Regions from separate parts of the Homo sapiens genome. Here region 2 is linked to region 1. Evidence: chromatin loops called from intact Hi-C (ENCODE). Cell type or tissue: breast epithelium. All regions are shown on one strand. Each heading gives the region's core, and the rest is flanking DNA. Links, peaks and the distances in the headings are about the cores only. Region 1 holds the start of SERPING1 (serpin family G member 1). Region 2 holds the start of SMTNL1 (smoothelin like 1).

Region 1 (11,278 bases), core at 189-8,188:
AGAGGCATAAACATAGCTCACTCTAACTTCGAATTCCTTGGCTCAAGCAATCCTCCCGTCTCAGTCCTTCATAGCTGGAACTACAGACACGTACCACACCCGGATAATTTTTAAAATTTTTTGTAGAGATGAGGTCTGTCTATGTTGCCCAGAGGCTAGTCTCGAAATTCTAGCCTCAAGCAATCCTCCTACCTCAGCCTCTCAGTGTTGGAATTACAGGCACACTGAGCCAGACCTAAGTATTGTTTTTACAGTTTAAAAAAAAACAAAAAACAAAAAAAACAGCTTAAAAAAAAGTTTTCCTTTTTTTTTTAAAAAGGGAGGTGGGTAGATTAGTTCAATGGTTATCAAACATTTTAAAGCAGCAGAACTGCTTTCAAACAAAGGCATGTCTGAAGCCCACAATATAAAATGGACCCTGGCTGAGGCTGGGTGGGGAGCTCAGAGCCCAGCTGGTCCGTTTCCCTCTCACAGGAAGTGGTGAACCCTTCCCCACTGCTCAGGCTCCCCACACCCCACTCCCACCATGACTCCAGAAACAGCTTTGCAAAGTCCTAGGGCTCCGAGGAACAAAGTCTGAAAACAACTACATTGGATCGTTTTGTAAGTTTATTATTAGTATTATCATTATTACCTACTTAATAACATAATACATGTAAATGATAACAAATTCACATAACACAAAAATTAAAAGAATTAGAGTCCCAAGACTCCTTTGACCCAAAAATGAGCAAAAAAATTTTTTGTCTATTTTATGTCTATAGCTCTCTAGCCCTCTAGCCCTATATATTAATGAATGCATATGGGTATTCTTCTTTTTTTTTTTTTTTTTGAGACAGAGTCTCGGTCTGTCACCCAGGCTGGAATGCAGTGGTGCGATCTCAGCTGACTGCAACCTCTGTCTCCCAGGTTGAAGTTATTCTCCTGCTGGGACTACAGGCGCGTGCCACCACACCTGGCTAATTTTTGTATTTTTAACAGAGACAGGGTTTCCTGGTGTTGGCCAGGCTGGTCTTGAACTCCTGACCTCAAGTGATCCGCCCACCTCAGCCTCCCAAAGTGCTGGGATTACAGGTGTGAGACACCGCGCCTGGCCCGCCCGCCCCATTTTTTTTTTTTTTTTTTGAGATGGTGTCTCGCTCTGTTGCCCAGGCTGGAGTGCAGTGGCGCAATCTCGGCTCACTGCAAGCTCCGCCTCCCGGGTTCATGCCATTCTCCTGCCTCAGCCTCCCAAGTAGTTGGGACCACAGGCGCCTGCCACCATGCCCGGCTAAGTTTTGTATTTTTTTGGCAGAGACAGGGTTTCATCTTGTTAGCCAGGATGGTCTTGATCTTCTGACCTCGTGGTCCGCCCGCCTCAGCCTCCCAAAGTGCTGGGATTACAGGCATGAGCCACCGCGCCCGGCCTTTTTTTTTTGAGACAGAGTCTTGCTCTGTCATCCAGGCTGGAGTGCAGTGGCGCGATCTCGGCTCACTGCAGCCTCTGCCTCCCAGGTTCAAGCGATTCTCCTGCCTCAGCCTCCTGAGTAGCTGGGATTACAGGTGCACACCACCATGCCAGGGTAATTTCTTGTATTTTCAGTAGAGACGGAGTTTCACTATGTTAGTTAGCCAGACTGGTCTCGAACTCCTGACCTTGTGAATCGCCTGCCTCGGCCTGCCAAAGTGTTGCGATTACAGGCGTGAGTCACCGCGCCTGGCCTTTTTTCTTTCTTCCTTTTTTTTTTTTTGAGACAGAGTTTTGCTGTTTCACTCAGGCTGGAGTGAAGTGGCATGATCTCAGCTCACTGCAACCTTCACTCTCTTGGGTTCAAGCGATTCTCCTGCCTCAGCCTCCTGAGTAGTTGGGATTATAGGCGCCTGCCACCATGCCAGGCTAATTTTTGTGTTTTTAATAGAGACAGGGTTTTGCCATGTTGGCCAGGCTGGTCTTGAACTCCTGACCTCAGGTGTTCCACCCACCTCAGCCTCCCAAAGTGCTGGGATTACAGGTGTGAGCCACCATGCCCAGCCGTACCCCCAACTTTTTTTTTTTTAATGGAGACAGGTTTCGCCATGCTGCCCAGGCTGGTCTTGAAGGCCTTGGCCTCCCAAAGTCCTAGCATACCTTCAACTCCTTGAACTTACAGATGAGAGCCACCATGCCCGGCCCGGCTTTCTCCTTCTTTGTTTTTTTTTTTGTTTTTGTTTTGTTTTTGTTTTTTTTTTTGAGACGGAGTCTTGCTCTGTCGCCCAGGCTGGAGTGCAGTGGCGTCATCTCGGCTCACTGCAACCTCCGCCTCCCAGGTTCAAGCAATTCTCCTGCCTCAGCCTCCTGAATAGCTGGGATTACAGGTGCCCGCCACCATGCCCAGCTAATTTTTGTATTTTTAGTAGAGACAGGGTTTCACCATGTTGGTCAGGCTGGTCTCGAACCCCTGACCTCGTGATCCACCTGCCTCGGCCTCCCAAAGTGCTGGGATTACAGGTGTGAGCCACCACGCCCAGCCTGGCTTTCTGCTTCTTAATCTTTTGAGGTAGATAGCATCATCACTATTTTACTGTACCTGCCCGGTTATTTTTATTCTAAAGCAGTTGATGAATGCCAGAGACTTGTCTAAGGTCTCATTAGAAGAACAGTCTAGTTCCTGGAGTGACCTAATGCTCCTGCCAAGGTCTTCACCTGCTCTGCAGTCCATCCCTGATACTGTAGCTCCAACATTCCCTCTGTCCTTTCTTTCCCCAGCGCTGGGTCCCCCTTCAGAGTCCTCTCAGGACCCTCCTCTGCAGACACTGCCCATTCCTGGGCACTCACCTGGGCTGTGGAAGATCTGAGAGACTGAGGTGACACCTTTGGTCGTGAAGCCCTTCAGGGCCTGGTGGACACAGGTGAAGTCCTTGGGGTAAGAGAGGATGCTCTCCAGGTTTGTTTTGGTGTTCTCCCCAGCCCCTGCAACAAAGGGCAGAGATGAAAGATACTTGCAGGATGAGTCGGGGGCCTTCCTTGGGAATGAGGGTTGGGGACCAGGCTGGAATGGAGGGTATTCCCTGCTTTGGAGGGGATCACAGATCATCTGAGCTGGAAGTGTTCTCTCAATCTCTCTTTTTTTTTTTTTTTTTTTTTTTTTTGAGACAGAGTCTTGCTTTGTTGCCCAGGCTGGAATGCAGTGGTGCAATCTCAGCTCACTTGAATCTCCAGGTTCAAGCAATCCTCCCACCTCTGCCTCCCAAGTAGCTGGGACAATAAGCATGCATCACTATGCCTGGCTAATTTTTGCATTTTTAGTAGAGATGGGGTTTCAACATGTTGGCCAGGCTGGTCTTGAACTCCTGCCTTGGCCTCCCAAAGTGCCAGGATTATAGGTGTGAGTCACCGTGCCCAGCCAAGAAAGATTCTGTAGCCTTTTTAGAATTCTCTCTGGGGAGTAATAGCTCTGTCCCCACTGCTTGTAGTAATTTGTTTGTGCCATTCCTAGGGTAATTACCAAATGGGACTTGACAGTAATCCCTCAAGATGGCAGAGGATTTACATTTTTTTGACCTCCCACTAAGTCAGACACTAGGCTGCTTCTTTTTTTTTTTTGAGACAGAGTCTTGCTCAGTCTTCCCAGGCTGGAGTGCAGTGGCATGATTTCGGCTCACTGCAACCTCTGCCTCCCGTGTTCAAGTGATTCTCCTGCCTCAGCCTCCTGAGTAGCTGGGGTTACAGGTGTGCACCACCATGCCTAGCTAATTTCTTTTTATTTTTAGTAGAGACGGGGTTTCACCATGTTAGTCAGGCTGGTCTCGAACTCCTGACCTCGTGATCTGCCCGCCTCGGCCTCCTAAAATGCTGGGATTACAGGTGTGAACCACCGCATCCGGCCTGGCTTTCTGCTTCTTAATCTTTTGAGGTAGATAGCATCATCACTATTTTACACAAGAGGACTCAAGGCTCAGAGAGGTTAAAGTGATCTGCCCAAGGTCACAGAGCTAGAAGGCAGTACTAACCACATCTACTCTAGGTCTATCTCTGATAATTTTTTTTTTTTTTTGAGACAGAGTCTCGCTCTGTCACCCAGACTGTAGTGCAATGGTGCGGTCTCGGCTCACTGCAACCTCCACCTCCTGGGTTCAAGCGATTCTCCTGCCTCAGCTGCCCAAGTAGCTGGGATTACAGGCATGCACCACCACTCCCTGATAATTTTTGTATTTTTAGTAGAGACAGGGTTTCACCATGTTGGCCAGGCTGGTCTTGAACTCCTGACCTCAGGTGATCCACCCGCCTTGGCCTCCCAAAGTGCTGGGATTACAGGCGTGAGCCACTGCGCCTAATTTCATCTTTCTTATCACCTCTCCTTGCCATGAAACATGGTTAGTGGCTGCGACCTTATTTTATATGTTCTTGTATAGTCACAGAGTTTTACAAGCAATCGTGCCTATTACATCACTGTGAAATGATGGAATGTTCAAGAATGAAAAGATACATCCCTCTACCCCACCCCCAATATATAATAGCCCATTTTTACAGCTTCTTCCCAGAGGCATGGCTTTGTAAGTGTCTGGATTGGTGACTCTTATGGGAGTGTCCAACAAATGACCTGGAGAGAATTCAAGCAGGGTCTTACCGAGCAGGACCTGGGTAAGGAGGCTGGCGATGCTGAATGGGGAAAAGGCCATGTTGGTCTCCACCTTCTTCATTGCTGAGAAGGCGTGGTAGAGCTTCAGGGAGAAATCTACCAAAGCATCCCCCAACACGGCCTCTGTTGAATGACTCTCCAAGTCAGAGCAGAGAGTAACAGGTCCTGGGCAGAAGGACCCAGTAGTGGGCTGGGTAGGAGAATCTGTTGGGAGCTGGGTAGTTGGTTGGGTGGGTTGGATGGTGGGTTGGGTGGTGGGCTCTGTGGTGGGTTGTGTGGTGGGTTCATCAGTGGTATTAGCTGTTATTTTGGTGGCTGAATTGGTTGTTGAGTTGGTTGTCGGCAAGCTGGAAACCTCCAGGATGGGTTCAACGAATAGCATCTTGGAGATAACTGTTGTTGCGACCTTCCCTTCGCCTCTGTCTTGCAAACTCTCTGGATCCTGGGAGCTGGAGCTGGTAGCATTTGGATTTGAGGAGGCTCTATCCTGTGGTTCAAGAAACTGAGTTTCATTTTTTTCTTACTACGAGGCACAGTCCTCTAAAATACTCAAAGCAGGAAGAGAAGGTGTGGATGTGGAAAATGTCCTGTACAAGAGAGTAATTTCTGACAGTGCGGCAGATGAGCAATCTGTCTTAGAACCACCACCACTAATTCCTCAGAGAAGGGGCAATACAGGGTGAGGGTGGGGGTGCACAGGAATGTGCTCTGCAGAAGATGAGGGATAGTCAGGGACTCTGTAATCTCTGACCAATTACTGCCCTGTAGGAAGTTGTTTTCCAAACAGTGAAGCTGAGTGTTGTCATTTATCTATGTTCTTGCAATTTCCTGTAAATATCTACCTGTTTGACTCACTTGCTTGGCTAGTACAGACATTTGAACTTGTGCTCCTTGATTTAGAACAGTAAATTTTTAAACTGTGGGTTGCAACCCATTAGTGGGTGTGGAAAAACAGTACACATTAGGAAGGGAACGAAGAAAGGGAAGGAGGAAAGAAGGGAGGCAGGAAGGGAGGGAGAGAGAAGTAGTATAGGCCAGCGGCTCTGAAACAATTTTGACTCCCAGGGGATATTTGGCAATGTCCAGAGACATTTTTGGTTGTCACAGGGAGACAGCAGGGAAGATGCTACCGGAATCTAGTGCGTAGAGGCTAGAGATATACTGCAAAACATCCTAAAATGCGCAGGGTAGCCCCTCAGCAATGAATTATCCAGCCCCAATGTCAACAGATCCTCCACTGAGAAACCACGCATTAGCTCCATTTCACAGGTAGAGAAACTCATACCGACACATATTAACTAGTCCAGGGTCTCACAGAAATGGGAGAAACAGCTAGGGGTCAAAACAAGGTCTCTGATTCCAAACTCCCTGCTCATAACTACATCATCTGCTGAGTATGTGATACCAACTTGCGCGTGCACACACACACACACGCACATACACACACCCCTACCTACCTTTCTCCTGGGATCCTGCACTTCTTAGCCTTATTTCTAGTCCATGACCTCCCAGACCACTGGGACCTCTCACTGCTATTGACCCCCACCCAGACCCACGTATGTTTGCTACCATTCTTCCCTGTCTTCACAGGCCCTAGCCTGGGACCACCGTCTGTGTCACAGCAGCCAAACCTCTCCTCCCCACAGCTCTTTTCTACAACAAACTCTTGCTTTGATATCACAAAATGCTTCCCATCTCCTTGCCCTATGTGATCCTCCTGCCAAGCCTGCTTGGTGGACAGGGTGGGATCTGTTTATTCAACATTTTATAAATCAGGAGGAGTAGGCTGAGAAAAGTGACGTCCTCAGGACCACGCTGCGCAGCTCCTACATGGCCCGCCAAGATTAGAACTTGCATCTGTCTGAGTCCTGAGCTCTTTCCACCATCTACGAGTGCGTGTGCAAGGATCACACTCAATGATCCCAAGAGGAGCTCTCCTCATTCCCCGGAGCCTGAAGGGTTAATCCTCAGCCACCGCCCGCACCCCGCACCATCCCGCCTCCCGTCTCCACCCCCGTCCCCCATCCCACAAGGGACCACATACCCCAGCCAGCAGCAGCAGCAGGAGGGTCAGCAGGGTCAGCCTGGAGGCCATCTGGGCGGCGACGTCAGCGGACCTGCGGAGCCAGCCAGCCTCGGAGCCAGCTCCCACCCTGGGAGCCCAGGGGCCCCCACCCCGCCCGGGGCCCGCCCCCATTCCGTCTCAGGCCCCAGTCCCTCTTAGCGAATTCCCTCCTCCTCCCTCCTGGGGCCACCTTCTCCCTGGCTCCTCCCTCTGTTTTGTTTTCCCCAAACCGCTTCCCTTTCCCGGCACCGGCTGGCCCTTCCTCTCCCCGTGGGCCCGGGTCTCTGTCCATCTGTTCAGTCGGAGGGGAGGTGGTGGGAGGGGGAGGGGGTCCTGCTTTAACCAAACAATGAGGCCAGAGGCGTGGGGGAGGGGAGGTCCTGGGGGGCTGAGCACAACAGGCCTGAGGCGGGAGGGGCTGGGGTAGGAGGAGGCAGAAGTCCCAGGTGGAAGCAAGCCTATAGAGACCCCCGAGATCAAGGCGGGCAGGAAGGCGGGGGTGAGGAGACCCCCTCCCTAGACCTCTTCACTCCATGCTTTCCACCCTACTCCCCACCCCTGCCCAGCACCAAACCTACTCCAAACTTCTGGTCACCAGGCAGCTCCAGTGCAGACTGAGTAGAGAGTCCCCCAGGGTCAGGGAGGGTGGGGTGCGGGGGGGGCAGTCTTAGCTATTGGCTGGCCCGGGACACTGCCCAGTTACAAATTAAGGAAGATTGATCGCTGGTGTGAGTTCCTGTAAATCAGGATGGGACGGAATGGGACTGACCGCTTGGTCTTCTTTGTGGGCCAGGCCAGGAATTTAGCCCAAATCCCCTGGTAGGTGGGGTGAACGGGGAAGCTTGGGTGCAGTTCTCAGCTTTACACAACCAAAGCTTCCCCCGCGTCTTCATGAGTAACAATAAAAACAGCATGTACACAAAATGTGCTCCGCAGTTTTTAAAGGAATGAACTTTTTGGAAATTGCTCACCTCCGTTATTCCTCAAAGTAACCCTTTGTGCCCCATTGTACCCATTTGATAGTTAAGATACTGAGCCTTAGAGCAGTGAAATGTCGGGCCCTGATCACCCTCATTTGGAGAAGTATTCTGAAGCCTAATCCCTGCTCCCATCTCCCCTGTGCCCTGTAGGTGTTCTGCCATTTTTGCTCGTAGAGACCCATAATCAGTAGTTCTTTGTATAACAGACAACGGATGTGAGGCACCCAGCTCAACAAGCATTCAACCTAATTAAAAAAAAAAAAAAAAAAAAAGCTAGCCGGGCACGGTGGCTCACGCCTGTAATCCCAGCACTTTGGGAGGCCGAGGTGGGTGGATCACTTGAGGTCAGGAGTTTGAGACCACTCTGGCCAATATGGGGAAACCCCGTTTCCGCTAAAAGTACAAAAATTAGCTGGGCAGTGCAGGCGCGCACATGTAGTCCCAGCTACTAGGGAGGCTGAGGCACAATCACTTGAATCTGGGAGGCAGAGGTTGCAGTGAGCTGAAATTGCACCACTGCACTCCAGCCTGGGTGACAGAGCAAGACTGTCTCAAAAAACAAATAACTAACTAAATAAATATTTAAAAACTTGAAAGCTGGGGTGTATGTGTTTGCGACTAGGGCTCCACAATAGACCTGGCTGGCTGTGTGAGCCAGCAAGTTGCTTTCCCCCTTGACGTCTGGCTGTCCTCGAAATCTGGCTGTCCTCGACATCTAGCTGTCCTCTCAGCATTGCCAGATAAAACACACGAAGTAGGCAGGCCTGGGGGTTCATACCTGTAATCCCAGCCTTTTAGGAGACTGAGGCAGGAGGATCCCTTGAGCCCAGGAGTTCAAGGCTGCAGTTAGCATTGATCATGCCACTGCACTCCAGCCTGGGCAACAGAGTAAGACACTTGCTGTCTCTAAAAAAAAAAAAAAAAACTTACATTGGGATATACTTATGGTAAAAATGCTTACATTGGAATATACTTATGGTAAAATAAATTTTGTTGTCATTGTTGTGTATCTGAAATTCAAATATAATTGGCATTTTGTATTTTTGCTAAATCTGATAACTCTGCCTCATCTGCAAAACAAACAGGTTGTCTCTGATGACCTAATATAGCTATCATGTTCTATCGTCATCTCACTGCAGGCCTATCCTCTGGCTGTGTTTGGAGCATTCAGGAAAGTTTGCTGCTAGCACCAGAACTGCTACTCTAAGGGACTGACCAAGGACAGAAACAGGAGAATATTTGTGTGTCTCCTCGGGGGTCCTTGGACAAGACCCAGAAAGAGTCTTCCCCAGCTTTGTGCTTTATTCTCTGAAGCCACTTGGGAACCTCCTAAACCATGGGAAAGTTATATAACATCAGAGCCATCGTTTGAACAGCTGCACACAAAACAACGTTTCTCCATCCCCAGTGCTCAAGCTGGTGGGCTCAAAGGGACTATGAGCTTGTGGATTCTGGGAAATGGGTCAGCCAAAGGAAAAGAAGGTGGTGGAAAGCAACCTAATTCACTGAGTGCTCACCATGCATTTACATTCATCCTCTCACTAATTCTCATCACCTATGAAGTAGGTGCTATATTAATCCCATCTTAAACAAGTTAAAATGAGGCTCAGAGAAATTAATTGATCTACCTAATATCACAAAGCCAGTAAGTGACAGAGCCAGGATGTGGACCAGGTCTGTTTGACCCAACAGTTCTTTATTAACCCTTACAAATTATTGACACACACCAGGGGCTAACCTGAAGCAGACAGCAAAGGGAATATTCTGGGTACAGCTGCAAGAGTACGATGCTTTGTGGGCCAAAGTTCCAGGGTGAAAAAGCCCCAGTGGAGAGGTTTTCCCAGCTTGTGGGTCTACCTCCTTCAGCCATCTATAATAGCTCTCTGGCCAAAGCCATTCCTGCACTCTGCACATTTAAATGATGTCTGCTTTGTGAAGTCTCCCCTGCCTGCTGAAGCTGGAGCTGAAACTGACTTAATCAGGATGTTTGCGGAATTTCTCCCTAGTGTGGATGTTGAGATATTCAATCAGTGTAAGGTTGTGAATTCAGTTCTCTTCCCACTGGGAGCAGGTCTAGGATTTCTCTGTAACAAGGACCTTTCCTTCTGGTGACTGAGGAGAGTTGAACCCACAGAATCCCTCTTCCCTCATGTTGTAGGTGCACATGGCTTCTCTCGCCTGTGAATTTCCTGATGTTGAATGAGGTACAAGTTCTCACTAAAGCTCTTCCTGTACTCAGAGCATTTTTATCAGGTTTTTTCCTAGTTGAGTCCTCTAATACTGAAGGTACAAGTTGCTGTAGCTGAACTCTCTCACATTATAGAGTGTGAAAAACTAAACACCTTTAGTTTTCCTTCTTAAGAGAAATTTTTCGGCTGGGCATGGTGGCTCATGCCTGTAATCCAGCACTTTGGGAGGCTGAGGTGGGCAGATCACTTGAGGTCAGGAGTTCGAGGTCAACCTGGCCAACATAGCAAAACCCCATCTCTACTAAAAATACAAAAATTAGCCAGGCATGCTGGTGCACGACTGTAGTACCAGCTACTTGGGAGGCTGAGGTGGGGGGATTGCTTGAACCCAGGAGGTGGAGGTTGCAGTGGGCCGAGATTGCGCCACTGCACTCCAGCCTGGGCAACAGAGTGAGACTGTCTCAAAAAAAAAGAAAAGAAAAGAAAAAAAGAAAAATTATCCAAAACTTGGAAACAGGGCAAAAGAATTCTGAGAAATCAGGGTCACTCCGTTCTTGGGACACAGAAAATGGTTGGAGGGACTATTTTCTCAACTCTCCCACAGATAGTACACAACTAGCACCACTCTAGTTTCAGAGGAGAGAAGTTGATTGATTATCAACAAATAATGCGCTGGGCAAATTAGGGCTCAGTCCTTTCTTTGGAATCTTGGTTGAGAAATGCTATTCTAGAGGAATAGAATTTTCTCTTTCTTATTTTTCTAGATTAGGGCTCAGAGTCTGTAATGTCAGATGTTGACCTGTCAAAAATGGATAAGATGCAAAGGGTTTTTGTCTGGTAGAGATGTGAATGAGATGATAATGATAACCCCAAAGGTAATGGTCTTGATGCAGGGCAGGTGAGCCCCAAAGTGGGGCTTAGCTGGTAAGCGTTCTTAGCTTTGCCCAGGAAAGAATTCAAGGGCAAGCCGGAGGTAGAAGAAAACAGTTTTTTTGAAGAGGCAGTGTTACAGCTCAGTGACTGCTCCTGCAAAGGAGGGGTACTCTGTAGGCAGAGAGTAGCAGTAGCTCAGGGCAGTTTTGCAGTCATATTTATACCCACTTTCCATTACATGCAGATTAAAAAGCAGTTTAAAGCCGGGCGCGGTGGTTCCTGCCTGTAATCCCAGCACTTTGGGAGGATAAGTTGGGTGAATCACCTGAGATCAGGAGTTTGAGACCAGGCTGGCCAACACAGTGAAGCCCCCTCTCTACTAAAAATACAAAAAATTAGCTGGCGTGCTGGCAGGCTTCTGTAATCCCAGCTATTCGGGAGGCTGAGACAGTAGAATCTCTTGAACCTGGAAGGTGGAGGTTGCAGTGAGCCGAGATCGCACCGTTGCATTCCAGTCTGGGCCACAAGAGCTAATCTCTGTCTCAAAAAACAAAACAAAACAAAACAACAACA
Region 2 (11,278 bases), core at 1,354-9,353, 61 kb after region 1:
GATCGCACTATTGCACTCCAGCCTGGGCGACAGATCAAGACTCCATCTCAAAAAAAAAAAAAAAATGGGGGGAGGACAAGGAGGCAGATTTCAGCTCCAGATAATCCTTCTAATGACTGAAGTTGTGCAATGGCAAGCATAAGCCTCTTATTTTATCCAGCACCTGCCAGGGACCAGGCACTGGGCTAAAGTGCTTTGCACTTGTTACTCATTGAAGCCTGAGAATAATCCTACGAGGTAGATACAATTGCTATGCCCACTTCACAGATGAGAAGAGGTTCAGTGACATGGCCAAGGTCACACAGCTGGTACATGGCAGAACCATTGTCCCAACTCGGGCTTTCTGATCATGCTTTTTGGATGACTGGCACCATGGAAACATGTTCAGCTGAAAGATAAGGAGCTCCTGTGAAGTGTCAGGGATGCCACAGGGCAGACTTCAGCCATGGCATGGGAAGTGGACCAGGTATCCTTCGTGCTCCTTTCTGCCTCTGGTTTTTTGTTGTTGCTGTTGTTGTTGTTTTGAGAGGGAGTCTTGCTCTGTCGCCCAGGCTGCAGTGCAATGGCGCAATCTCGGCTCACTGCAACCTCCACCTCCTGGGTTCAAGTAATTATCCTGCCTCAGCCTCCCGAGTAGATGGGATTACAGGTGCCCACCACCACGCTCAGCTAATTTTTGTATTTTTGGTAGAGACAGGGTTTCACCATGTTGGCCAGGCTGGTCTCGAACTCATGACCTCAGGTAATCCACCCACCTCAGCCTCCAAGAGTGCCGGGATTACAGGCGTGAGCCACTGCAGCCGACCATGCCTCTGGCTTCTTTTGTTTCCTGGGCTCTGCCCTGGGATAGGAAGCTGAATGCCAGGAATCCTCGAATATCTTGAAATCAGGTGCTGGGGGAACCCAGACTGAGTTGATGGTGGACGCTGAGGGAAGCAGGAGGTAGGGGGAATTGGAGCTGGAGCCCCAGAGTTTGACATTACCTGGCTGAAGGACTGGTCTGTCCGGAAGCTACACAGTCTGGACCCAGCCCATCTGGAGGAAAGTGAAAGGAGGGAGGGAAGCTGGGGCTATCCATGGCATGCTTCTTGCGCCCCTCCCCCAGGTGGCCTCTGCAGCATCCCATGGGCTCTGGGCTCTCACTCACCTGTGCTGAGGTTGTGCCCCTCCCCAGTGGGGCTCTCAGGCCACTCCTCTGGGGAGCTGGGAATCACCCCTGCCCCTCCCTCTGGCTCTTTTTCCACGTCCTGCTCCTGCTCTTCGCTGGGACTGCCTGGCTCCTGGAATGAGCATGATCTGCGTGAGCTCATGGTCACACAGCACCTGCCCTGGCTTCATGAGGACTTCAGAAAGTTCTGAAAGGCAGCCTGGGACTACGGTGCTGCACTCCTTGTCCCCCCTCCCCCACCCTGGGCTCTGGAAATCATCAGGAGGAAAACTGGACTTTCCCAACTGACTGAAGCAGAGGGGGCTTGCTTCCAGAAGCAGGAGACGACAGAGCCTCCTTGCTCCTTTCCTGCCTCACTCACTGCCTCCTCTGCATCCTCCGCCTCCTCTTTTGCATCAGCCTCCTCTTTTGCACCATGTTTGGCCTCCTCTTTCCCATCGGGCTCCTTGGGTTCAGCCTTAGCCTCATCCTCCACAACAGCCTTCTGCGATTCAGCCTTGGCCTCTTCATCAGTAGCCTTCTCCTTGGGTTCAGTGCTGCACTCTTTCCTCTGGCCTGTCTCCTCCTGAGAGGCTGTCTTGGCGTCCTCCTCCTCAACTGTTGCCTTAGGTTCAGGCTTGTCTCTGTCATTGGCATCGGCTTTCTGCCCAGATTCAGGTTTGGCCTCTTTCTCCTCAGCCTTCTGCTTCTCAGAGGCCAGCGTGCTCTCCTTTTCCTCAGCCTCTTTGGGTTCAGATTTGGTCTCTTCTTTCCTGCCAGTCATCTCCTGAGAACCCACAGTGGTCTCTTCCTTCTCACCATCCTCCTTTTTAAGTTCAGCCTCAGCATCCTCTTTCCCACCAGCCTCCCTCTGAGATTCCACTTTGACCTCATCTAATCCATTTGCTTCCCCCTGGAGTTCTGCTGACATGCCGTCCTCGGCTGGTGCCTTTTCCTGCTTTCCTGACTCAGTGGGAGGCCCCTCATTGATGGCCTTTCCAGCTGTGCCTTTGGTCTCCTCTGCAGGGGCTCCACCTCCTGACATCTCAGGGTTGTCCGCAGCTGGGGAGACGGTGGTCCCATCCTCAGAGAGCTTCCCTTCCTTCTGCTCCATCTCTGGAAAGAGAAGACAAGCAGACCTGGTCATGCCCCAGCCCAGCATGAGGTGAAGACCCCACCCTCAGAGAGCTCTGGCCTGGGAGTCAGGAAGTCCGTGGTTCAGTCTTGGCTCCTACTTGGACATGGGGCCCAATCACGAAGGAGAGAGAAGTGCTTCCCCAAAGCTGGGATGGTTGGGCTACATTGACATGACGTTGGATGGTGTTCACCTGATGCCCCTCGGTAGGTTCTGGCTTTGGCTTTAAAGAACATTGAATCACATAATGCCTTTTCAGTCATGTTGCCTCTTTTTGATTAAGCCACTGAGGTGGTCACAATTTTATTGTATTATTTATTTTTTGAGACAAGGTCTCGCTCTGTCATCCAGGCTGGAGTGCAGGAGCACAATCTCAGGTCACTGCAACCTCTGCCTCCTGGGGTCAGGTGATCCTCCAACCTCAGCCTCCTGAGTAGCTGGGACTACAGGTGCTTACCACCACACCTGGCTAATTTTTGTGTGTGTGTGTGTGTGTGTGTGTGTGTGTTTTTTTTTTGTAGAGATGGGGTTTTGCCATGTTGCCCAGGCTGGTCTCAAACTCCTGAGCTCAAGCAATCCACCTGCCTCGGCCTCCCAAGGTTCTGGGATTGCAGGCATGAGCAGTGCCTGGTCACAGTTTTATACTGGCATCCTAGAACACCTATGGAACAATTGCTACTCTCCCCTGAGAGCCTAGGCAAGCAGAAGTATCTAGATAGAATTGAATAACACCATTTTGTTTCCATTGTATTTATTTTTACAGTTACTTTCTATCTCTGGTAAGTGATACTGAGTTTCCATTTCCAACAGTGATACAGTGTCTTTTAAAAATACATTTACTGAACTTAAAAATAAGTTGATTCAAAGGAAGTAATTCAGGAAACTGGAATATAGGCAGTGCAGATGTAGCAAAATTATAGAGGTGGTGTATAAAAATGGCTGAAATTTGGGAACCCCAGGGCCAACTGGTCTCTGGAGCTTTGCCAGCTCTACCAGCCTGTGGTTTTTGGAAAAGGTGGGCCTGGGCAAGGAAGCGTTTCCTTGAGTGAAGAATGGAGCCGTACTCTCCCTGGCCTCTGCTGAGCAATCTGACTCTCCAACTGCCCCCGGGAGCATGGGGGTAGATTATGACATCTTAACTCGGAGTTTCCTATTTAAGTACTGTATATACTGGAGGATCTACAAAAACAGGTGTGTGGGGGCCCCGGGTTAGCTCCTTCATGCTCCTGCCCTTTTTGGGGGGTGTAGTTACAAAGAAAACAATCCCCAAATAGGGCTCAGGGCATGACTCAGGCAGTAAGAAAAGTGGACACTCCTGTCACACACTAAAAATACCCCCTGCCCTTGGCAGTACCATCTTTCTCAGTGATAGTACCGAGGGCACCTGGGTAATTGGGCAGAGGACAGGAGGCAAGAAGACAGGGATAGGGCTTTTTTCCCACCACCCACTGGGGTCTTACCCAGAGTCCTGGGGTTCCTGAATTCGATGCCCTCACTATTTCCTAAAAGTAGGCTGGGATTTGTAAAGATGCTCACACTGTCCTCTGATTCCTGCTAGAGCCCCTTCCTGGTTCAGCGGCTCCAGCAATGTCTTAAAGTAAGAGGGAAGATGACGCCGGGCATGGTGGATCACACCTGTAATCCCAGCACTTTGGGAGCCCGTAGCGGGCAGATCACAAGGTCAGGAGTTCAAGACCAGCCTGGCCAATATGGTGAAACCCCATCTCTACTACAAATACAAAAATTAGCTGGGTGTGGTGGCAGACGCCTGTAATCCCAGCTACTTGGGAGGCTGAGGCAGGAGAATTGCTTGAACCCGGGAGGTGGAGGTTGCAGTGAGCCGAGATCGCGTCACTGCACTCCAGCCTGGGCAACAAAGCGAGACTCCGTCTCAAAAAAAAAAAAAGAGGGAAGATGAGCCAGGGGGATGGACGCACATCAGCAGAGATGCCGGGAGGTGTGAAGTTGTGGAGCTGGCTGTGACCTGCATCTTCCAGTCCCCACTGAGACCTGAGCAAGTAGTTTTCCCTCTCTGGGCCTCAGTTTCAACTGACAATGATGGGGTTCATCTGGATCAGGTTCTCCACATTGTGTTCTGTGGAAAACTAGGGTCTCCCGTGACATGGATAGGGTTTTCTGTGGGGTTGGGAGAAAGGATATTCTCTGGCTAAGGTTGCTCCACAAAAAAGCCTACTCTTTACCCTCTTAGAGATATACAGTTTCAGCCAGGCGCAGTGGCTCATGCCTATAATCTTAGCATTTTGGGAAGCCTAGGTGGGAGGATTACTTCGGCCCAAGAGTTCAAGACCAGCCTAGGCAACATATTAAATTCTGTCTCTATAGTAAGGAAAATAAAATTAAACAAAACAAAACAAAACAAAAACAGATATATAACTTCATTAGCATTTAAATAGATTTTAGAAACCAGATAGTCAAGAAACCTAAACCTTGCTTAAACTTCATTTAACTCACTTTTTTCCAAACCTATTTGACCATGACTTTTTTTTTTCCTCCCTTTGTTTTCTTTTCTTTTTGCTTTGATTTTCCCTGAGGAGCATCTACCACTCTCTCTAGCAGCAGAAGAAAGCATGGCAAATGCTGGTCTAACACAATCCCTTCCCCTCTTTCTCTCTGCTCTTGTTTGGAAGGTGACATGGACTAGCAGTGAAAATCATTGATTCTGGTGTCTTCCTGTGATGGGATCTCAGCTCCCATGGGTTACTAATTGTGTTAACCTTGAGCAAGCTATCCATCCTCTCTGTGTTTTGATTTCTGCAGACAACAATAGGTCCCATCCCATAGGGATGGTGGAGGATTAAGAAAGCCCATGCTTAGAAAATATCTGGAGCCAGACGTGGCGGCACATGCCTGTGGTCCCAGCCACTCAAGAGGCTGAGGCAGGAGGATCACCTGAGGCCAGGAGGTCAAGCAGTGCACTATAATGATGCCTATGAATAGCCACTACACTCCAGCCTGGGCAACAAAGTGAGACCTCAGCTCTTAAAAAAACAAAACAAAACAGGATTCAGAGGCATGCTTGGCATGAATGAGTACTCAGCACCCATCAGCTCGTATGATGTGGGTTGGCTGTGCCCAGCCCTGTGCCAGGGCAAGGTCCTGACCCAGCCTTGAGGGCATTTATCAGTGAGTCAAGGCAGAGAGAACTGAATGCCAGTAGGATGATAACAAGCCCTTTTTATACCTCAAAGTATGACACTATTTGGCTAAGACATAGCTGAGTGCTCCAGTCATCTTTTATTTTTAAGAGACAGGGTCTTACTCTGTTGCCCAGGCTGGAGTGCAGTGGCTCAATCATAGCTCACTGTGACCTCTACCTCCTGGACTCAACGGATCTTCCCACCTCAGCCTCCTGAGGAGCTGTGACCACAGATGTGCACCATCACACCTGGCTAATTTTTTGTTTTTTATTTTTTTTATAGAGATGGGGTCTCGCTATGTTTCCCAGGCTGGTCTCAAACTCTTGGCCTCAAGTGAACCTCCTGCCTCGGCCTCCTAAAGTGCTGAGTTTATAGGTATGAGCCACTGAGACTGGCCGCTCTAACCATCTTTCCTTCTGCCTACACGCTGCATACTTAGGGTGGTGGAGGGGAAGGGTAGGTGCACGCACACGGACACACACCTCGGCTATCCTGCGTGTTTATCACCTCAGCTTTCCACCCTCCAGGCTTGTCACAAATAGAAAAGGAGTGAAGATGCTCAGAATGCTGAGAAACCAGGACGCCACCACCCACCCCCAGCATTCACAGCCCTACAGCAGTTTACAGCTTATGCTGCGGAGGCCCTGCTTTCTCTTGGTCATTTCTTGCTCCGACCCTTCAGAATAGGTTATTGGCCCCATTAGGGAGCCAATGGGGATTTCAGGCTCAGGGAGTTGAAGTCCCTTGACTAAAGTTATAGGACAAGTGGCCTGGCTCTCTATCTAGAATCCAAGTATCCCAACTTCCACTCCAGAGCTCACATCAAATATATGCTCCCACTAGCTCCGCAGCCCAGTGTCCCTACAAAGGCCCTGGCCCAGAGTGGGGGCACCCCACCAGTTGGGAAGGGCAGTCAGATTCAGCCGAGGAGTTCCTCCCTCTTTCTTCTAGGTGCACAGTAGGCCCTTCATGAAAGTTTCTCTGCCCCCACCTTCCTTTCTTATTCTCTCCTTTCCTTCCTCCTTCCTTCCCCAGGAAGTCTCCAAACCATCCCTGTTTTGTGTCCAAAGCAGCACTGCAGATATCTCCCCTCCCTCTCTCTTCCTGTTTCTTCTGGCAGACCAGGAGGAAAGGGACCCAGGAGCCCAAGATCCAAACTCCCAGTAGTATAAACACTGGATGTTCTGTGGTGCGTCTGCCACCCACTGCAGCCTCATCTGTCATCTGGTTGTCCTAAGGCTTCCACCTTCCCCACTCAGCCAGGGGCCCTCCCTTGGAGAGGCCGACCTCAATTGCTTAGACTAGGGGTATCCAATCTTTTGGCTTCCTTGAGCCACACTGGTAGAAGTAGAAGTGTCTTGGGCCACATGTAAAATACGTTAACACTAACGATAGTGGATGAGCTAAAACAAAAATTGCAAAAAAAAAAAAAATCTCATAATGTTTTAAGAAAGTTTATGAATTCATGTTGGGCTACATTCAAAGCCATCCTGGGCCACAGGTAGCCTGTGGGCTGGACAGGCTTGGCTTAGACAGTCTACCCCCCAACCCAGTTTGACTCTTGAGACTCCCAAGGTCCCCTCCCCTGCTCTGTGGCCTCCTCGTGGATGGCCACTTGCAGTCTGCTCTGTAGGTGCTCTGGTGCAGGGCTGAGACCCCAGGCATCTAAAGAGAGTAGACATTGTGGTGGAGAGAATTAGAAAGGAGCCTGGATTTCTCCAAATGGGGGGCCCTCCTGGGAGGCTCTGGCCCTTGGACAGTGGGAGTGAGAATTGGCAGATGGGGAGGGACCCTTAGAAAGGGTGCCAGGGCTTCTCCTACCTGTGGGGCTTCTGCCTGTGGCTTGGGAGCTGTCTCTTTGCTCCAGCTGAGTGGCCTCACTCCCAGGCTGCCTTTAAGCCCCAGTGGCCTCTAGCCCCCAGCTCTTTGGTCCCGCCTCCCCCCTTCCTCTCCCTCTTCCACCCCACCCCCACTTCAAGAGTCTTGGGCTGCCTGAAGAGCATTGTTTACTGGCCTGTTGGTACAACACTTTACCCTAGACTGGGAGGCTCGGATTTCCCGTGGAAGATCTGACAGGTGGCACCTTTCAATCACGGCACGTCCCTTCCGCCCTGAGCCTGGCAGCATCCGTCCTGTGGTCATCTTTCTCCCCAGTGGACTCTCCTAACCCTAGGGACCTTGACAACCATCTTCAGGACTCATTTAGAGCATGGCCCTGGCCTCCACTGCTCATCCAGAGCCCAGGCGAGGCCTCTTGTGCTCCCTTCACACCCACCCCGCCACGTTCCTTACATAGCCCCTTTCCCTCGTCCTCAGACAAAAGCAGCTGCTTAAGGCTGGGCTAAGGAGGGGGCGAGTAGGGCAGCTGCCAACACAGGGGATGTGTCTTGGGGCTCACAGTTGACTGAGAGATTTGGAGGGGGAGGGGCAGAGAGGGCAAAAGTGATGGGACAAGCTGACGGATCACTGGACGGAGCCTGGAAAATACAAAACTCCTGAGTTCTATTTTGAGCTGAAGTGACAGGTACACAGTAGGCTCTGAACACATTTTTATACTGAACTGACATTTTGCTAAGAAAAAAACAAAACAAGCCTGGGCATGGTGGCTCATGCCTGTAATCCCAGCACTTTGGGCAGCCGAGGCGGGTGGATTGCTTGAAGCCAGGAGTTCAAGAACAGCATGGTCAACAGGGTGAAACCCTGTCTCTACTACAAATACAAAAATTGGCCGGGCTTGGTGGCGCATGCCTGTAATCTCAGCTACTTGGGAGGCTGAGGCACGAGAACTGCTTGAACCTGGGAGGCAGAGGTTGCAGCAAGTCACTGCACTCCAGCTTGGGTGACAGAGACTCCATCTCAAAAAAAAGTCTTCACTTTCTCTGTGTGTTTTACAATCTAAGAAAGGCACTACTTTTGGAGAATGGGTGCAGAGGACACTCCCACGAAGCTTGGGATCCCCCCCAGTCCTCCTACCCCAAGCCCCACCACTGGGCCACACTGGCCTCCTTCCTATTCCTTAAATAAATCCATCCCTTTTCAGACTCAGGACTGGTTTTTCCTTCTACTCTTTGTAAGACTGCCTCCCTCTCATTCTTCTGGACTTAGCTGAAATTTCATTCCCTCAGAGAGGTTTTCCATGACCTTCAATTCCTCTCCCTCATTTCAGCAGTTTTTATTGTCCTCATAATACTAAATCTAAAATTACCTTATTCATTTCCTTATTATCTGACTCTCTCACTAGGCTTTAAGCTCCATGAGGGCAGGGATTTTATCTACCATACTCATGGCTGTATGCCTAGATCCCAGCAGAATTGCCTGGCTCATATTAGGTACTTGATAAATACATACTGAATGAAATAACTAATTAATTAACAGAAATATGACAGGAACTTGGAGGTCTTGCCCGGGATGATCTGAAAGAGAGATCTTTCTGTGCATCTAGGTTTGGGTACTAGTCATGAAATAGTCCAATATTAATGGTTGCCAGCCGGCTCTAGTAATACTTGAAACCCGGCTGGGATTATAGGCATGAGCCACCATGCCCAGAGTATTTTGCTCTTTTCAATATCTAATGACAGTAGGATAAGAGAAATGAATTTAAACAAAAAACCAGCAAGCCAGAGAGAGATGTGGAAAAACTCGCCAATCTTGGGCAGATATACTCTGGATGGATGCTGTTTTGAGAATAAAGTGAAGAAGCATGGATAGAAGTGGGGAGAGCAGTCAGGAGACAAACTCAGTGACCCTGGTGCAGGATGGTGGTGGCTTGGACCACAGTATCAGCCATGGAGGTAAGAAGAAGTGATGGGAAACAGTAATAGTGCAGACAGTGATTAAGCCAGGGCCAGCTTTTTCTTCAAGTGAATAGAATGACGTAAGCCATTTCATCACAAGGGAGGTTACAGGAAACCTCTGTTTTTGTATTCTCTGCACCTCTCATGAGTGGTCAGGGCCCACTTGAAGTGATTCTAGATGAAAACTCTGCATCTCTTCTTCTGGGGCTGGGGTCCCACCCAAGAGGACAATACTGACCCACGATGAATGACAAATATACAACTCACCTTTGCAAGGTTGGGAAGGGGTAGAATGCAGGGTAGAATGAGGAGCCAGAGTTTCAGCATGGTGTTGACAGAGATCAGTAGCTTTGGATGACATATCTGGAGTCTAAGGATATCTTCAAAGTCTGAGGCTATCTAAACTGTCTTCTACAAGAAGCAATTCAACTGGGACCATTGGAGATTCCTACCTGTAGGTCTCCACATAGAGGAAAGACACAGTCTCATAGTAAATAATCATAATAACAATAGCATCATCATCAATAAGAGCAATGGTTTTCCAGAGGCTGAGCAGCTGGGGAGATGGAGAGTTGCTGTTCAATGGGTATACAATTTCAGTTATGCAAGATGAATAAGTTCTAGAAATCTGTGTACAATATGGTACATATAGTTAACAATACTATTTTGTGCACTTAAAAATTTGTTGGCCGGGCGCGGTGTATAAAGCACTTTGGGAGGCCAAGGCAGGTGGATCATGAGGTCAGGAGACTGAGACCATCCTGGCCAACATGGTGAAACCCCATCTCTACTAAAAACACAAAAATTAGCTGGGTGTGGTGGCATGCGCCTGTAGTCCCAGCTACTTGGGAGGCTGAGTCAGGAGAATCCCTTGAACCTGGGAGGCAGAGGCTGTAGTGAGCGGAGATCGTGCCACTATCCTCCAGTCTGGTGACAGAGCGAGACTCCGTTTAAAAAAATTTTTTTTGTTAAGCAGGGCCCAGTGCAGTGACTCATGCCTGTAATGCCAGTGCTTTGGGAGGCTGAGGCAGGAGGATCGCTTGAGGCCAGGAGTTTGAAACCAGCCTGGACAACATAGCAAGACCCTATCTCTACAAAAAATTTTAAAAACCACTCAGGCATGGTGGCTTGCGCCTGTAGTCCTAGCTATTCAGGAGGCTGAGATGGGAGGATTGCTTGAGCCCAGGAGTTTAAGCTAACAGTGAGCTATGATTGGGTCTCTGCACTCCAGGCTGAGCGACAGAGACCCTGTCTCAAGGAAAAAATAAATAAATAAAAGGGCTTTATCTGTTAGAGATAAAAATAGATGAAGAAAATATGGACAAATGTTAACAATTCCTAAGTCCTGGTGATGAATATATGGAAGCTCAATGTCCTGTTCTCTCTGCTTTTCTGTATGTTTTAAATATTCCATCTGGGCATGGGGTGGCTCATGCCTGTAATCCCAGCACTTTGAGAGGCCAAGACAGGAGGATTGTTTGAGCCCAGGAGTTTGAAACCAGCCTGGGAAACATGATGAGACCCTATCTCTTAAAAAAAAAAATTAGCCAGGCATGGTGGCTCATGCCTCTAGTTCCAGCTACTTAGGAGGCTGAGGTAAGAGGATTGCTTAAGCCAAGGAGTTCACGATTGCAGTGAGCACTGATCATACCATTGCACTCAAGCCTGGGTGACAAGGCAAGATCCTGCCTCAAAAATCCTAAGTAAAAATAAAAATAAATTTGCCCCAGTGAAAGTTTAAAAATGAAAAAGAATGAAAACAATGATTTATTTTTATTGAGCATCTACCATGGACTAGGTACTTTACTTACACAATCTTTTATATAAATATTTTTCTTTCTTTCTTTATGGCCAGCTCTTACTCATACTTGTATAATCTTATTTGTTTTCTTTTTTGTAGAGATTTTTAAAACTTTTTATTTAGAAATAATTATAGTTTCACAGGAAGTTGCATTAATAGTACAGAGAGGTCCTGTACGCCCTTTACCAACTTCCACTAAAGGTTAAATCTAACATAACTATATTCAATATCAAAGCCAGATAA

The links. Hi-C counts contacts between places; a loop is a spot of excess contacts. Peaks named below come from ENCODE experiments on the same cell type or tissue, not always from the same donor. Only the 100,000 strongest peaks of a DNase experiment are listed, where the experiment ranks them.
Region 2: a loop joins it to region 1, with 16 times the contacts of the local background. A loop is called at or near these places in 2 of 110 quality-filtered maps.

What each region holds. Positions count from the first base shown.
Region 1 is chr11:57,593,686-57,604,963 of GRCh38, reverse strand. SERPING1 (serpin family G member 1) reads right to left here and starts at 7,279. Exons shown (of 8, transcript NM_000062.3): 1 at 7,242-7,279; 2 at 6,643-6,715; 3 at 4,587-5,085; 4 at 2,795-2,929. The coding sequence starts at 6,693. In breast epithelium, for the core only: no CTCF peak of the experiment used is centred there; DNase peaks (open chromatin) are centred at 6,415, 6,803 and 7,313; H3K4me3 peaks cover 3,485 bases; H3K27ac peaks cover 4,810 bases.
Region 2 is chr11:57,533,626-57,544,903 of GRCh38, reverse strand. It overlaps SMTNL1 (smoothelin like 1), which reads right to left and starts at 7,309. Exons shown (of 8, transcript NM_001105565.3): 1 at 7,262-7,309; 2 at 1,530-2,263; 3 at 1,148-1,280; 4 at 984-1,035. The coding sequence starts at 2,261. RefSeq lists an enhancer at 611-1,501. In breast epithelium, for the core only: no CTCF peak of the experiment used is centred there; no DNase peak of the experiment used is centred there.